2 separate regions of the Mus musculus genome follow, and region 2 is linked to region 1. The links are chromatin loops, found by intact Hi-C in ENCODE. Cell type or tissue: left cerebral cortex. All regions are shown on one strand.

Region 1 (8,000 bases):
CATGAAGTACCAGAAGGTCTCATCATTTTAGAATTACTGGTGGGAGAAAAAGAACAGCAATGGTTTGAGAAAGCTGCAGTATTGTCAAAAACAAAGAACAAAAAACAAAGAGCATCTATGTTCCAATTAGGACAGCAAAGTGACCCCCCCCCAACTTTCAGAGATGTTGTGAATATAGATGGTTTATATGAATGAGTGAACATTGTGTTCTAGAAGCCAAAATCTCACAATGCAGATTAGAAGAAGAAATTTTGTTTCTTTGCGTGAGGAAGTAACAAGGAGTAGATTACTCTATTGTCTTGAACAAAAAAAAAAAAAAAAAAAAAAAAAAAAAAACCCAGATAGTATATGTGAAACAAAAGTTTCCAGATCTGAGGCCACAGGAAGTGTGATATTGTGCTCCTGGGGAGAATGAATCATGATGGTTTGGAGGGTTTCCAGAAGTGGTGCAGAGAGGGCATGGTGATTAATCCTGGATGTCAACCTCACTGCAGTGAGAGGCACCTTGAAAATTGGTAAAGTATACTTCTGGCTGTTTGCTGAGTCATTGGCATGTGGGTCAGTGAAACGGAGTCAGGAAAACCTGCCCTGAATGCGGGTGGTGCCATCCAAACAAAAGTGAGGGGGTAGGCACAGTGGCACACACCTTTAACCCTCCTAGCACTAGGGAGGTGGAAGCAGGAGGATCACTGTAAGCTTGAGGTCAGCTTGTTTATAGAGTGAGACCTGAGGTCAAATGGTACATATAATAAGACCCTGTCTCATAGCCGACAGACTCTTGCAGGGGGTGGGGTGATTGTCTTCAGTTGTGTACTTACTGATGAGCCCACCAGGCTCCACACCCATGGTCACACAGATGGCCGTGGTTATACACAAAACATTAAAAGAGAAAAAGAGAGACATGGATGTAGGAAAGGGAATTGTGGTGAGGAGGAGGGTTGACAAGGATAGGATGGAGAAGAGAGTGGAGGGTGAGAGTAATCAGAATGCATTGTATACATTTCAGATATTATCAAAGATTAAATGTAACTAATAACAACAACACACTTAGGAAAAGTGCAAGGGGAAGCATGCATAACTTGACCTTGCTTGAGTGGACACATCTTATCGTTGCTGCCACCACCTCCCATAGATCTCAGGCTCAAATCATTCAACCTTGGATTGGGGAGTTGGCAGCAGTGACCCTCCAGTGATCTTGCAAGCCTGCAGCTTTAAGATTCAACTGTGTTATTGGTCTGACCTGTTTTAAGGCTTCCAGTTTCCTCGACTGAGTAACTAGTGAGATTTTTCTAATCTGAGATTGACACTATGGCTATATATTTAGTTCATGCCAGCTGCCAATCTAATATGATAATATAGGTAATGGATAATATTCTCTCTCTGTCTCTGTCTCTCTCCTGTTCCTTAGGAGATTTCTGAGTAATAGTCAAGAGGAACTGGTGGTTCCCTCTGAGTTTAGAAGATAATGGCAGCTAGGACTCTCACAACAGTACAGAGTAACACAGAGGCAATTCTTGCACAGACAAAGCAAGCCTGGGAGACCTCTACTGGGTGGCTTTCAAGTCTCCAGTTGAATTTTGATGAGCATTCACAGGTGAGGAAATTTCACAGACTAGGTGTTAGAATCAAGAGGCATAATCTTCATTAGTTTGAATGAAAAGAAACAACAAAACAAAACATAACAACAAAACAAAACAAAATCACCCCATGCATGGATCAGTGTCCCAAATCAAAACCAAACCAAAATTTAAATATGAAAAATCCAGCACCAAAAAAGGTGGTATTCATGTCTGCTATCCAACAAAAGTTATCAGGCATATGGCTAGGGTATAGGCTCAGTGACAGAGCATTTGCCCAGCATGTGCAAGGTCACCTGGTAGATGGTTCAGCAGATGAGGCTCCTGGTTCCAAGTCAGATGACTTGAGTTTGATCTCTGGGGCCTACATGGTGGAAAGAGAGAACTGACTCTTGGCACACACACACACACACAGGTAAATAACTATTATAATAAAAAATTTATAAAGGCCATAGGTCCAATTTTCAGAACAACAAATAATGATAGTTATTATTAATAATGAAAGATAAACTATAGTGCAAAGTAAAATTTTCAGGCATGCAAAGACGGAGAAAAAGATAAGCACCTATCTGGTAAACCAAGAAAATGACATAGATGATAGAATAGGAAGAAAAGGACATTATGCTATTATTAATATATGTAATAACCAGGAGTGATGGTAGATACCTTTAGTCCCAGCACTTAAGAGGCAGAGAGATCTCAGAGTTCCAGGCTGGCCTGGGCTACATAGTAAGAATCCTATCTCAAAGTATGTCATATACTCAAGAAAGCACTGAAAAGTACAAACACGATCAAAATTGTTATTTCTCTGTCTCTATCAGTCTCTGTCTCTCTCTCTGACTAATAGTCAAGAGGAACTGGTGGTTCCCTCAAGGGTTTTGCCACCCTGTACTCATAGCTGAAACCCAGGCTTTACTGGAAGCAATGTGGTATATATCAAACGGTAGAACTTGCTGGAAATCTGCTTTTAGAAACTTTGCAGAAAGTCGCTCTCTAAGATGCTAAAGAAGGCAATTCAAGGGAGGTTTATTAGTTAGGTTTTTTTTTCCTGTAAAGACCTGCCTAAGGTAGGCTAATGTTAAAAAGAATAAGCTTAACATCTGGAGAGAGGGTTCAGCAGTCATGAGTACTTTCCACTCTTGCAGAGGACCTGGGTCCTGTTCCTAGCAATCACACCAAGTGGCTCACTACTGCTTGTGACTCTGTTTCCAGGGGAACTGATGCCTTCTTCTGAATCCAAAGGCACCTGCATATATGTGGTGCACACACATATAGGCAAGCACACACACACATAAAGAATAATTAAGCCCCCTTTAAGGCTTATATAGCTCACATTTTTGAATGTGAAATCCCAGACAACATAGGACAGACTATAGTAAGAATTCCCTTTGTTGATATCCACCTCATGGTGATTGTGAAAATGTGTGGGAGCAAGCCATCACATTGCCAGATAAGAAAAAAGAGAGCAGGATTTCCTAGCCCTTCTAATGGCACCTTATCAATTAACCTTAGAATTTCTTCTTCTTTTTTTTGTTTTGTTTTGGTTTTGGTTTTGGTTTTTTGTTTGTTTTTGTTTTGTTTTGTTTTGTTTTGTTTTTGAGACAGGGTTTCTTTGTGTAGCCCTGGCTGTCCTGGAACTCAGTCTGTAGACCAGGCTGGCCTCGAACTCAGAAATCCACCTGCCTCTGCCTCCCAAGTGCTGGGATTAAAGGCATGCGCCACCACTGCCTAGAAACCTTAGAATTTCTTACAACACAACTTCGTTTTGTTTTTTGTTTTGTTTTGTCTTTGAGACAGATTCTCAAAGTGTAGCTCTAATGGGTCTGGAAATTCTTATGTAGACCAGACCAGGCTTGACTTCAGAAAGCTTGCCTCCGGACTGCTGAAGTAAACACCCCCTCCCATTTTTTTCTTTTCACTATGTATGGGTATTTTGACTGTATGTATATATGCGTACCACGTGAATGTCTGGTTCTCAAAAAGGTCAGAAAAGGGGAATTGAATCTCTTGGGACCAGAGTTACAGACAGTTGTGAGCCACCATGTGTGTGTTGGGAATTGAACCAGGGTCCTCTGGAAGAGCAGCCAGTATGCTTACAGGGTCTCACTATGTAACTTAGGCTTTCTGGGCGCTGAGATAATATGCATATTCCACTATACTAACATCATCCTGGGTGGAGACTAAGCCCCCAACATGTGAGTCTTTGGAGGACACTCAAACCGTAGCAGAAGGACTCTAACTGGCAGCTTTCTGCCTCCAACTGCTGTGCCAGGGAAAGTTGCTGGCATCTAGTACTGCTAGCCATGCAGTGCAAGAGCTGGGGAATAAAGTTGGGAATGCTTTAGGACTCAGGAAAACTGCTAAATTATTCAACAGCTACTCCAAATAGCAGTTGGCTACTAGGTGCTGCTGGTAACCATGCATCAGAAGGGATGGCCAGTGATAGTCGGACCCCTGGCTCTTTCCTTCCTTTTTTTTTCTCCCTCTCTTCCTCACCTCTCCTTTTTCCCCCTTTTCTCTAGTGGTTGGAACCATAGCATTCATTGCACATACTTAAGTGGGTGCTCTGGCACTGATAACATCTCCAGCCCTTTTATAAAAATGATTTCTAGATTTGCTTATTTGTTTTATATGTATGAATGTTTTGCCTGCATGTATGTATGTGCACTGTGTGCCTGCTTGGTGCCCATGGAGTTCAGAAGAGGGTGTTGAATGCCCTAGAACTGGATGGATATAAGACACCATATGGGTGCTTGGAATAGAGCTCAGATCCTCTGCAAGAGTAGCAAGTGTTCTTAATTTCTGAGTCACCTCTCCTGGCTCCTTAGCCCCGCTTTTGGAGAAAATATCCCTCCCATCCTTCCCTTTCTCTTCCTCCCCTCTCTTCCTTCCTGAATTGAACTCAGGAGGGTCAGGCAAGAGCTTCTAAACAGGCAGTGTGAAATTGTCCCCTTTTAACTAGGCACTGGAAAAGTTGCAAGTGCTACACAGCTCTGCTTTTAAGATTGTGCACAAGAAAGCAAATTCCTCCTTCAAGTTTCTTTCCACTGCCCTCTACTGGTAAAGCATCAGTGCCACCCAGCAAAGGAAAAAATATTTAAAACAATCAGATCCATTTTCACAGAGTAAACAAAAAAGATTGAATTTGAAACCTGAGCCGGAGAGGGGGGGGGAGGTTGGCAGGCAACAGTCTACCTCTTTGGCTGACCAGCTTCCTTGTACACCATTCTACACACATCTGAATTTGTGTTGTCAGAAACAATGAATGGTCTCAGTGTTGCACAAAGAAACACACAACGTATAAGGACTTTGGCAAGACAATTCTTTTATCAAAAAGGGTGTACCCAAACCCAAATGGGGCAACTGACACATGGGCTAACATGGATCCCATGTTTTATCCCTGAAGTAGGTGGTAACTGCATCTCCTCCCATTGGTGAGAGTTTAACTTCACAAACTGATGTTATTGGCTAGTTGGCACAAAAAGAAAGGAGAAAGTTCAGGAAATAGGAATCTTTGCCAGACTAAGTAACTTTGATTTTTTTTTAAAGTTTGTCACTATTCACCCTTCTTTGATATAGATTTTTTTTAAAAAACCTTAGCCAGCATATGTTGGCTGTTTGAAGTCTCTAGTAACTATAAACTATTGTTATGGAAAAGAAAGCTTAAGCATTTTTTTTGTGGGTGCAGCGAACTTTATTGATGGTATTCAAGAGAGTAGGGAGGGCTCCCTAGGCCCTTCCTGTTATTATGGGGGTCTGGGATGGAAATTGTGAGGGAGATGCTCAGTGTTGGGGGCCGAGTTGGGACAGGGACTCCTCAGCAACCGAGGACCTCTCTCTTGCTCTCAGTGTCCTTGCTGGGGTGGGTGGTCCAGGGTTTCTTACTCCTTGGAGGCCATGCAGGCCATGAGGTCCACCACCCTGTTGCTGTAGCCGTATTCATTTTCATACCAGGAAATGAGCTTGACAAAGTTGTCATTGAGAGCAATGCCAGCCCCGGCATCGAAGGTGGAAGAGTGGGAGTTGCTGTTGAAGTCGCAGGAGACAACCTGGTCCTCAGTGTAGCCCAAGATGCCCTTCAGTGGGCCCTCAGATGCCTGCTTCACCACCTTCTTGATGTCATCATACTTGGCAGGTTTCTCCAGGCGGCACGTCATGTCCACGACGGACACATTGGGGGTAGGAACACGGAAGGCCATGCCAGTGAGCTTCCTGTTCAGCTCTGGGATGACCTTGCCCACAGCCTTGGCAGCACCAGTGGATGCAGGGATATGTTCTGGGCAGCCCCACGACCATCACGCCACAGCTTTCCAGAGGGGCCATCCACAGTCTTCTGGGTGGCAGTGATGGATTGGACCATGGTCATGAGCCCTTCCACAATGCCAAAGTTGTCATGGATGACCTTGGCCAGGGGGGCTAAGCAGTTGGTGGTGCAGGATGCATTGCTGACAATCTTGAGTGAGTTGTCATATTTCTCATGGTTCACACCCATCACAAACATGGGGGCATCTGCAGAAGGGGCGGAGATGATGACCCTTTTGGCCCCACCCTTCAAGTGGGCCCTGGCCTTCTCCATGGTGGTGAAGACACCAGTATACTCCACGACATACTCAGCACCGGCCTCACCCCATGTTAGCGGGGTCTCCTCCTGGAAGATGGTGATGGGCTTCCCGTTGATGACAAACTTCCCATTCTCGGCCTTGACTGTGCCGTTGAATTTGCCGTGGGTGGAGTCATACTGGAACATGTAGACCATGTAGTTGAGGTCAATGAAGGGGTCTTGATGGCAACAATCTCCACTTTGCCATGTGGAGAGCAGATGGCAGCCCTGGTGACCAGGCGCCCAATACGGCCAAATCCGTTCACACCGACCTTCACCATTTTGTCTACGGGACAGGCTGGCACTGCACAAGAAGATGCGGCTGTCTCTGGAACAGGGAGGAGCAGAGACTTAAGCATGTTTTAAGATGGTCCTATAGCCAAGCCATTCACCTTACTCAGCTGGTATGTGAGGTTCTTACCCTGGTTGGCAATTCTATTTCCTTGAGCAGAAGGAGTTTTGTTCTAACGGCCTTTGTTGCTAGTTTTTCATCACTTTATTTACTTTGCATCCCTCTTACTGCTAGTTTGCTATTATCCTGTCTGAAAAGAGAAGCCTAGTGGAGTTTAGGAATCAGATTAGTCAAGAACTGCCAGGTGTACCAAGATTTTATATATATATGTATATATATGTATATGTATATGTATATGTATATGTATATGTATATGTATATGTATATGTATATGTATATGTATATGTATATATTGGCTTTTTCACAAGAAAGAACATGGTTACTCTTCTTTGGGGTCTTTTTACCCAACACTGCCTAGTCCTGTTCCTATCATCCCCCTTGCTTCTAAAGAGGTAACCCTAGCTGCCACTGGGGGGATTTGGGCAGTGACCAATCTGACTTCTTCCAGTCTAATTTGGGGCTTTGGATGTGGTAATTTTTTGGGGGGGATAACCCTTCAGAGGGCCAAACTAAAAGATTCCACCTGAGCCAGGCGTAGTGGTGCATGCCTTTAATCCCAGCACTTGGGAGGCAGAGGCAGGCGGATTTCTGAGTTCGAGGCCAGCCTGGTCTACAAAGTGTGTTCCAGGACAGCCAAGGCTACACAGAGAAACCCTGTCCCGAAAAAACAAACAAACAAAAAAGATTCTACCTGTCAAATGTAGGAAAGGAAGCCCTTGACAAGTGTCTGCAAAGAGACGTGAAGTAAAGACAAGAGTCAGCCTAGGCAGAGAATCAGGAGAATCAGGAGAAGCCAGGAGAGGAAATATCCAAATCCAAGTCTTCATGGGCTCACAAGACTATCTATCTACTGAGCTCCTCTTCATTTTTCTTTTGGCCTCCAGGGCTAGACTCAGCAGTGATCAAAGTACCACCTTCTTTCATCATTTTTGATAGCTGTCAAAGAGGTTAGAATCAGCATGTAGAATGTACATTCGGAGAGAAAACAAATTCTTTAATTTTAGGTCAAAACAAGTCTGGGCCTATCTGTTTTGGTAGGTAGGTGCTGCAGTGAGCCCAGGTCTGACATCTTATATCTGGGCAGCATTTTTTTCTTATGAAGCAGAAAATCACCAGTGAGAAATAGTTGTCTTAAACAATATCCCATATGGATTCAAGTCTTGTTTGGGGAGTGGGATCACTTGAACTGTTTTTAAAGCCTACCAATTGTTTTAGTGTTTGGTTTTACTTTCTAAAGACCACATTTTAAACCACATGTTTCAAATGTCATGGTCACTGGAGGATCTGACCCTCAAAAGGTCACTTGGCCTTCTTTTACCAGCTGTTCCAGCTATGTGAAGATAAGTCAAAGAACTTGCTTGACCATGCCTTTGCCCTAAAGCATAGAGGAAAAATATCCTTGTGTTGACTT
Region 2 (8,000 bases), 200 kb before region 1:
TCTGTCACTATATGAATTGGGAGACCACTGGGTGTAAAAGGCAGGAAAGTCATAAGCCAAATGCCTCCAGGGAGCAAGTGGAAAAGGCCAAGAGAATTTTGAAGTTGACATTTCTCTCAAAAGGAGTCCAGAATAAAGAAAAACTGAGGTACTGGGCCATTAGCTCACCAGGACTTAATTAGACATTCATGTGTTTACTCAGAATTGACTGGGCAGCTATGTGTTATGCAAAGTACTTCCAAGTTCTTCGGCCCTTTGTTATGCCCCCTGCACCAAGCACAGAATCCAATACAAAACTTGTACTCAATACATGTCAGTTAAGTCACAGGGTTTCCCAACCTTCCTGATGCTGGGGCCCTTTAATACAGCTCCTCATGTTGCAGTGACCCCCAACCATAAGATTATTTTGTTGCTACTTCATAACTGTAATTTTGCTACTGTTATGAATTGTGATGTAAATATCTGATATGCAGGATAGCTGATATGCAACTCCCAAAGGAGTTGCAACCCACAGATTGAGAACTGCTGTTTTAGAGGCTAGTAGGAGGCACAAGATGTGAACAACTACGGAGGTATTGTAAAAAGCTAGACCTGGGGCTAGAGAGATGGTTCAGTGGTTAATAGCATTAGTTGCTCTTACAGAGGACCCAGGTTTAATTTCCAGCACCCACAATCTGTAACTGCAGTCCCAGGGGATCTGATGCCCTCTTCTGGTCTCTACAAGCAGAGAATGCACACTGAGCACAGATGTGCAGGCAAAACTTCCCTATACATAAAGTTAAAAAAAAAAAGGTTAAAAAGAAGATAAAAAGGATAATCTGCTCATTGCAAACGCCAAGGATAAACTGAGCATTAAGAACAACCAATAAGGGCTGGTGAAATGGCTCAATGGTTAAGAGCACTGACTGTTCTTCCGAAGGTCCTGTGTTCAAATCCCAGCAACCACATGATGGCTCACAACTATCTGTAATGGGATCCAATGGACTCTTCTGGTATGTCTGAGGACAGCTACAGTGTACTTACATATAATAAAAAATAAATAAATCTTTAAAAAAAATGAAGAAGGACCAACAAGGGCTTGGGAGATGGCTCAATAATTAAAAGTACTTTTCGTTCTTCTAGAAGACCCAGGTTTGATTCTCAGCAACTCACATGGCAGCTAACAGTTTCAGTTCAGGGAATCTAGTGCCCTCTTTTGGCCTCCATGGGCACATATGTGGTACACATACATACATGCAAGCAAAAAAAAAAGCCACAGACACAAAATAGAATTTTTTTTAACAAATTAAGGACCACCAAATAAACACAGGAGAGGTGTGAAGAGGTGTTAGCTAATTCAACCTTAAAAATTCAACCAAAGATGAGGGAACAGCATTAGTCAAATCACAGAGACCTGAGTGAGCTGATGATGGCAGCACAAGGCTAACTCAAGTCTGGACTGAGGACAAGGGACTCACAAAAATGAGAGAAGGGGAATCTGTGGACAGAAACAGAAAGACAATGAAAAACATAGGAGCCAGACTGAAGACATGGCTTGGCTCCAGCTATTCAGAGGCTTAACAGAAATACATGGTGGCAACAATCAGGAGGTAATTGTAAGAGGGAACCTCTGTCGGAGGAAAGCCGGAGTCGTGACTATGGTCCATGTCTCTAAACCCCTCTTCTGGCAGGGAACAGTGCATTGAACGATTGAGAGCCATACAATTCTAGGTCTCATCAGCAGGTTCCTTTACAGCTCCTCTCTGATTCCTCATTTCCTCATCTGAGGATAGCAGTAACACCCACCTGGCAAGGGGTTTGTGACAATGAGATAAGACATGGGGCTGCCTGATGGGTAAGAATGTCAAGAATGCTACAGGCTCTGGAGCCCAGCCTGGGTTCCTACTAGCTCTTTTGTAGTCCTGCCACGTATTCACTTAGGGACCTTGGCTGTGTTACCTGAAGTTTCTAGACCTCAGCTTCTTCATCCGTAAAATGGAGTTAATAACAATTTACATAAAGGGATGCATGTGAAGACAGAAGGAATGATTCCATGGGAAGCACATAGAAGGCAGTGTCCAGCACACAGTAAATGCACTAAAAAAAATGTTAGCTATTATTACATAAAGCTGCATAGGATAGTGCCTACCACCCAGAAAGCTGAGACTCAATATGAACAGGGCCTCTTCACCATGCTCCAGGCTTTTACTCTGCCCCCAGCAAATTCAGAGGCCATAGTAGGTAGGTGGACAGAGAAAGAACAGGCAGCGAACGTCAATTGAACACCAAGGGACTGTGCACTTCTTCAAAGCACCTTCCTCTACTGCCCAGGTCCTCAAACAGTGGCCTGGCTCACTTTGGTCCCTCTATCCTCTGAGGAACCCCACCCTTTCGGTTCACTTTGTCCTCTGTACTGTCTATGGCCTGACTAAGCCCGAAACCCTGTCTTCCTGGCTGGTGGGAAGAGGGCTCTGCAAGTGCCAAGAGCATGGTGTTTGCTAAGCCTGGTGGCCCCTCCTGCTCTGTGAACACAGCCAAGAAATATTTGTGGATGACAACAACCCCATTCTTGCCCCAGATCCAGACAGAGAAAGCAAGACTCCCAATTCTCCTTAAACTTAACGTTATCATTTTCTCCCATACCAGCATAATGCTCACAACACGGCAGAGGGGACAATAAATAGTTTCCCTCCTAAAAGGAAAGAGAGACACCCTAGAAAAAGAATCCAGCACGCCAAAGGGGACAGACTTCCCCCAGAGCCTCACCCTGGGATTGCTCTCACGTATTCATTTTCTCAGTAGCCTGGGCCCCTATGGGGAGCATGCTGACAACCCAGCACACGCACATGATGATAGTTCAGCAGTGAAATGGTAGGACTATGCATCGCCCTGGGTGCCAAGAACACCACGCTGGCGTTCTCTAGGTTCAGTATCTAAATGTGAGCTAGCTTGCACAGGGGGGTGGGGTGGGGAGGAGGGAGCAGAGGATAGACAGTTACCACTATACTGGCTTCAACCCACCACTGCATACAGCAGAGATAAAAGCTAGGCCCATGCAGAAAATGTAGGAACAGAGCTCTCTTGGGCACAGGGCACTCAGCAGTGAGTCCTAGCCTCTAGAAATCATTCTATGTGCCAGAACTGTAGTGTGTTGGGGGTGGGGTGGGGGGGGAACCAAGCTTAACAACCAAAAAAAAGATCTCTTTTTAAATCATGGCAGGAGGTGAGAGCTCCACATAAAAAGATCTGAGTATTAGTCAGGATCAACAACTAGTAAGCAAACAACTAAATCCTCATGTAGCAGTGACCAGAAGGAGGTAGGGACTCATGTTGCTTTCTGTCACACTAGGAAGGCCACACCCAGAGCCTGGCAGCAGAGATTCTGGCATTCTGGAACCTGTCCAGAAGAGCAGTAGGGAAGGATGTGGGAGTCCTGGGTAAATGATCCGAATAAGGATGGGTGATGCCCAAAGCAAAGAAGGCCCAGTTCACAGGAACGGGAGCATGTTGTGTTAGTAGCATGACCTCTGATGGACATCACTTCTCAGAGCCCTGGGTTTCTTATGCTGTGACATGATGGTAATGACAGATGCACAAAGGGTTGTTGGGAGAACTGAGTCTGGGGCAGAACAGGCTCCCAACAAGCTACATCTTGACCCAGGCCCTAGTCTTCCTAGTCTGTCCACCAGAGGGAGCCTGGGGCCCAACAGAGCCCAGCCTGTACCAGCTCTGCCTGTCCTCCCCCAATGCTGCAGCCTCAGCTGCTGAACTCCCACCCTGCCTGCCCGCGCTTCCAACAGCAGCCTTCTCACCCACTCCTTACAAACCCAGAACAGGCCTAGCAGGGGAGTCGCTTGCAGCAGCATTGGTTACAGCAATGGCTACAGGTTCTCCTGACACCGGGCAAGGAGGAAGGTGGGAAAGAGGAAGACAGCTGTCTTTTCTTCTCATCAACTCCTCCACTCATTCCAGACCCATCTCTTCTAGTTCAAAACCTGGAGATACCTAAGGCTCTTTTGGCTTTTCCCAGTTCAGTACCTCAGCAGGTCCTGAGGCCAAGACTCCTAGGAGTAGTTAAGCTGTAGGGAACAAATAACATGCCTTTAAGACAGGCAGACTTAGATTCTAGTCGCAGCTCCATTAGCAAATAGTAGCATAACCTTGAATAAGGCCCCTTCATCTTGAAGCCTCAGTTTCTCCCTCTCTAAAATGGAGTTGCTGATGCTCACTGAGTGGGCTGGGCTGTGAAGTCCAAAGGAAGCAATCATAGATAGGCAAGCAGTTAATATGTGGTTGAGAGAAACCCAAAGTGTTATTTAAACCTCTTTATTAGCCAGTAGGAAATGTGATGCAAGGGATTCCAACAAGCAACCTGGAAAGTGTACAAAAAGAAGGAAGGAGTCAGAAGCAGGCCCGCAAGGATGGCAGAAGGGCAAATGGGCTTCCAGCCAGCCAAGAAAATCAGACCTGATGTCTGCAGGGTAGAGAATCTGAGAGCAATGGAATTCGGAAATTGAGAAAGATTCAGGTCTTTTCATTGGGCTTAATGCTCAAATCAGGAACTATATGCTTCCTCCAGCTCTCTCAGACCCCCTTTAGACTTCAACTGGACCACTCAGGCCAGCCACCACCCCCATCCCTTGAGGCAATGTACTGCATCACAACTGGCTAGGTTGAAAAGTTCTCTTGATTTTATCTCAGATGTTCCCTCTGTTCCTGGATCTGCCCCCTGGAGCCATACATATTGAGGTTGCTCCCTCCATCACAGGCCTGACCCCTCTAGAGAAGTCTGCAACCAGGCTCAAGGACCACAATGCCCCATCCAGTCTTTCTCTGCCCCCCATTCTGGGGCTGTCCTTCTACCTCAACACTCAGCTGAGGGTGCACTGCAGTGGAGCCCAGCCAAGCCCTCAAGCTGCAGCTGCTGCTCCTGGGGCCCAGCCATCTCAACCCAGCACCCCAGCCTGCTGCCTCACCATGGGGGAGTTGCAGAGAGCTGTCTCCCGGCAGATTTCCTGAGGCAGAAGGCTTCCCCACCCCCAGCCCAGCCTCCAAGAGACACTCCACTAGTTGTGGCACATGGTAGGACCAGCTGAGCAGTGAGAGGAGGGGGAAGCCTGTCCATTTGCTAAAGGACTTCAGACTTGCTCTTTGGTGTGGTTGGGTTAGTAACATACCCATTGAATCTCAGTTGGCAGTCCCTGGCTTTAAAAAAAATATCTAGGGGAAATCATAGACTGGCAAAAGAAGGGACTCAGTCAAGGTCACAAAGCCAATCTGCAACAGAGCTGGAAGGGGACGCCAGTTCTCCCATCTCCCAATTCAATGTTCTTTTCAGTATAGCAGTAAAGCAATAGGAGGGCCTTTAGGGCATCCCTGTGAGCCTTCGTGCCCTTGACTCACAGCCTAATACATTTATCCCAATCAGCACACAATGGGATCTACATAGGAAAAGTAGATCCTGTCCATGTCCCATCAACTCAGAAAATATTCCTAACCTGTCTCAGACACATGTACAAACCCCAGCACAGGTCTGAAGCTGATCCAACAGATGGGAGATCTATGGACTTCCCTTCCTGGTAGGGCTCTTTAAATGGGTGTTGTTTTTCTTGAAGGGTGGAGACCAGCTGGACTTTGAGAAACTAACCAAGGGCCTAGCCTCCATCTTTGCTCCCCCATCTTTGCCACCATCACCCCCCCTCCCCATGCCAAGATGTGCTGCAGTTCCATTCTGGTCCCCACCTGCCTCGAGACGAGATCACCCCCCCCCAAAAAAAAAAGGTGTGTAGGAGTGTTTCTCTCTTTAGGGGGCTTGAGTTGATACCACCTCTGTCTAAAAATTATTTAATCCATCCTCTGGAAAGGATACAGCTAGGGGCTGAAGAAGTGGAGGGAGGTAGTGGGAATTGCTTTAGTCTCTAACTGGCTTTGGTTCTACAGGGAAAAGAAGCCCGCACTCGTCTGACCAAACCAATGTGTGGTGGCTAGGGAAAGCATGTCAGCCGGTTGAGGAGAACCTTCTCCCGATTGGGACAGGCGAAGCAGGAAATGGGATCAGGCATGGGCTTCATATACTTTATCTGCCAGCTAAGTTGGAGAGGGATCTAGAGGGAAAGGAATGGGTGGGGTGGGGGCCGCAAACACATTCCTTACTTTCTCTGGAGGGTTGTAGCCGGGCTGGTGCTGGTACTGGTGCTGTGACCTCCGCCAGCGCCAGGACTGGAGCTTCTGGATGCGCCACGACTCAACTGGCCCCGCTCCCGCGGTGGCCGCTGCCCCACGCCCACCGCCGCGGAATAGCCGGCTTCCTTCTCGCGGCCCGGGTGCGCTGGCCCAGCCTCCCTCCCGCCACGCTCGCGACCCAGGGCTGGGTTCTCATGGTGCAGGTGGCATTGGGCCACGTCGCGCTCGCGGGCTGTGTAACCGGTAGTGTCCTGAAGTTGATAGGAGGCTTCTCGCTCCTTATCCCGATAGATAGCTTCCCGGTTCTGGTAAGCGCCATCCCGGTTCGGGTAGCCCACGTCCCGGGACGCCTGGTGGAACTGGCTCTCCCGCAGCTCGCGGTGGTGGAACTGGGTCTCACGCAGGTTCTGGTACTGGCTTTCGCGGCCAGGACTATCCCGTGCGCCAAGGGGGTCCCGGTGCAGTTCCCCACGGTGCAGCTGGCTCTCCTCCCGCAGGTCGCGGTTCTCCTGGGTGAGCTGGTCCAACTGGCCCTCCAGCTCTTCTATGCGCCGCCGCTGGGTCTCCAACAGCTGCTGCTGACTCTCGATGATGTTGTTCAGCTCCAGCAGGTACTCCACCGCCCGGTTGGGGCTCTCAGATCCCGGGCCACCCGGAGGACCGGACCCCGCCTCCATCCTGGCGGCCCAGGGACAGGGGAACGGGCAGGAGAGCCCAGTCCCCGCTCGCTCACGGCGCCACCCTCCCCCGGGCCCAGCCGGGGGAGGGGGCCGGCGGGACGCGAGGGCGCGCACCGGGCTCGGGGGCCCGGGGGCCCTAGGGGGCCCGGGAGACAGCGCTGGGGCCGGCGGCACGGGGCGCAGGAGCTAAGGCTACCGCCGCCGCCGCCGCCGCCGCCACCACCACCGCCACCGCCACCGCCAGGGCTCGGAAGGACGCGGCCCACGGCGCTCCGCCCGCTGCGGAGTCACTGCGCAGCGCGGCCGCGCGGGACCGCCCCGGCCGCCGGCCCGCCCCCCGCCCCTGCCCCCACCCAGCTCTCCCGACCCGCCCCCGCGCGCCCCACCTGCAGTCGCCACCAACACCCTAGCTGGACCAGCCCCAAAGCACTGGCACCTCAGCTGGATGCCAGCCTTAGCTCAGCCTGCAGGAGATATCTCCATTCCAACTGTCCTGGGGTCTTCACCTAACAGCCTAATGAAGTCCTCCAACCTATTCTAATATGCACTGGCCCAACAGGCCCAAGACCCAAGCCGTCAAAACACCCAGCCCAGGCAGTCTCCAGACTCAGTCAACTCAGACTTCCAACCCCTCAGTCGGCCAACCCCACTCAGTATCCCATTCCTTATCCCAGCTGGCTTCTTGTTTTAGATGATCTCCTTCCAGCTCCATGACAATCTCTTGATTTTTCATTACAACTAGTCAGTCTATAGACCATTACTCCATCTCAGTACTTCTGCGTTTCTCTAGCCTTGTGATCCTCCAGCCCACCCAGTCTGTAGTTCCATATCCCAGACAGTCCCTGGAATTCAACTACTACTACTACTACCACCACCACCACCACCACCACCACCACCACCACTAACCCCCCCCCCCATACACACACACACATGTAACTCTTCAGGCATTTACCTTCAGCCCGCCAACCTCTAAATTCTTCATCCAAATCAATGCTCAGATTTCCAATCCTATCCGACCCCAGGATTCCCTATATTAGCCCGTTACTGGGTCTTTTGACCAAGGAAGGCCTTTTTGACAAGGGTCTTTTTTTGATCATTGATGATCATTTCCAACAAGCCCCAGGACTCCCCATTAGAGTCAGACTTGATGTCAAAACA

What was found. Hi-C counts contacts between places; a loop is a spot of excess contacts. Peaks named below come from ENCODE experiments on the same cell type or tissue, not always from the same donor. Only the 100,000 strongest peaks of a DNase experiment are listed, where the experiment ranks them.
Region 2: a loop joins it to region 1, with 4 times the contacts of the local background. A loop is called at or near these places in 23 of 42 quality-filtered maps.

The regions. Positions count from the first base shown.
Region 1 is chrX:151,943,826-151,951,825 of GRCm38, reverse strand. It overlaps the pseudogene Gm15191. Among named protein-coding and RNA genes, the nearest start is that of Mir98, 35 kb to the right of the region's middle. In left cerebral cortex, a CTCF peak has its summit at 4,632 (motif pointing left); DNase peaks (open chromatin) are centred at 3,855, 4,374 and 4,570.
Region 2 is chrX:152,143,312-152,151,311 of GRCm38, reverse strand. It overlaps Iqsec2 (IQ motif and Sec7 domain 2), which reads right to left and starts at 7,044. Exons shown (of 15, transcript NM_001114664.2): 1 at 6,133-7,044. The coding sequence starts at 6,839. In left cerebral cortex, a CTCF peak has its summit at 3,667 (motif pointing right); DNase peaks (open chromatin) are centred at 6,413, 6,765, 7,208, 7,430 and 8 more places; H3K4me3 peaks cover 5,215 bases; H3K27ac peaks cover 4,615 bases.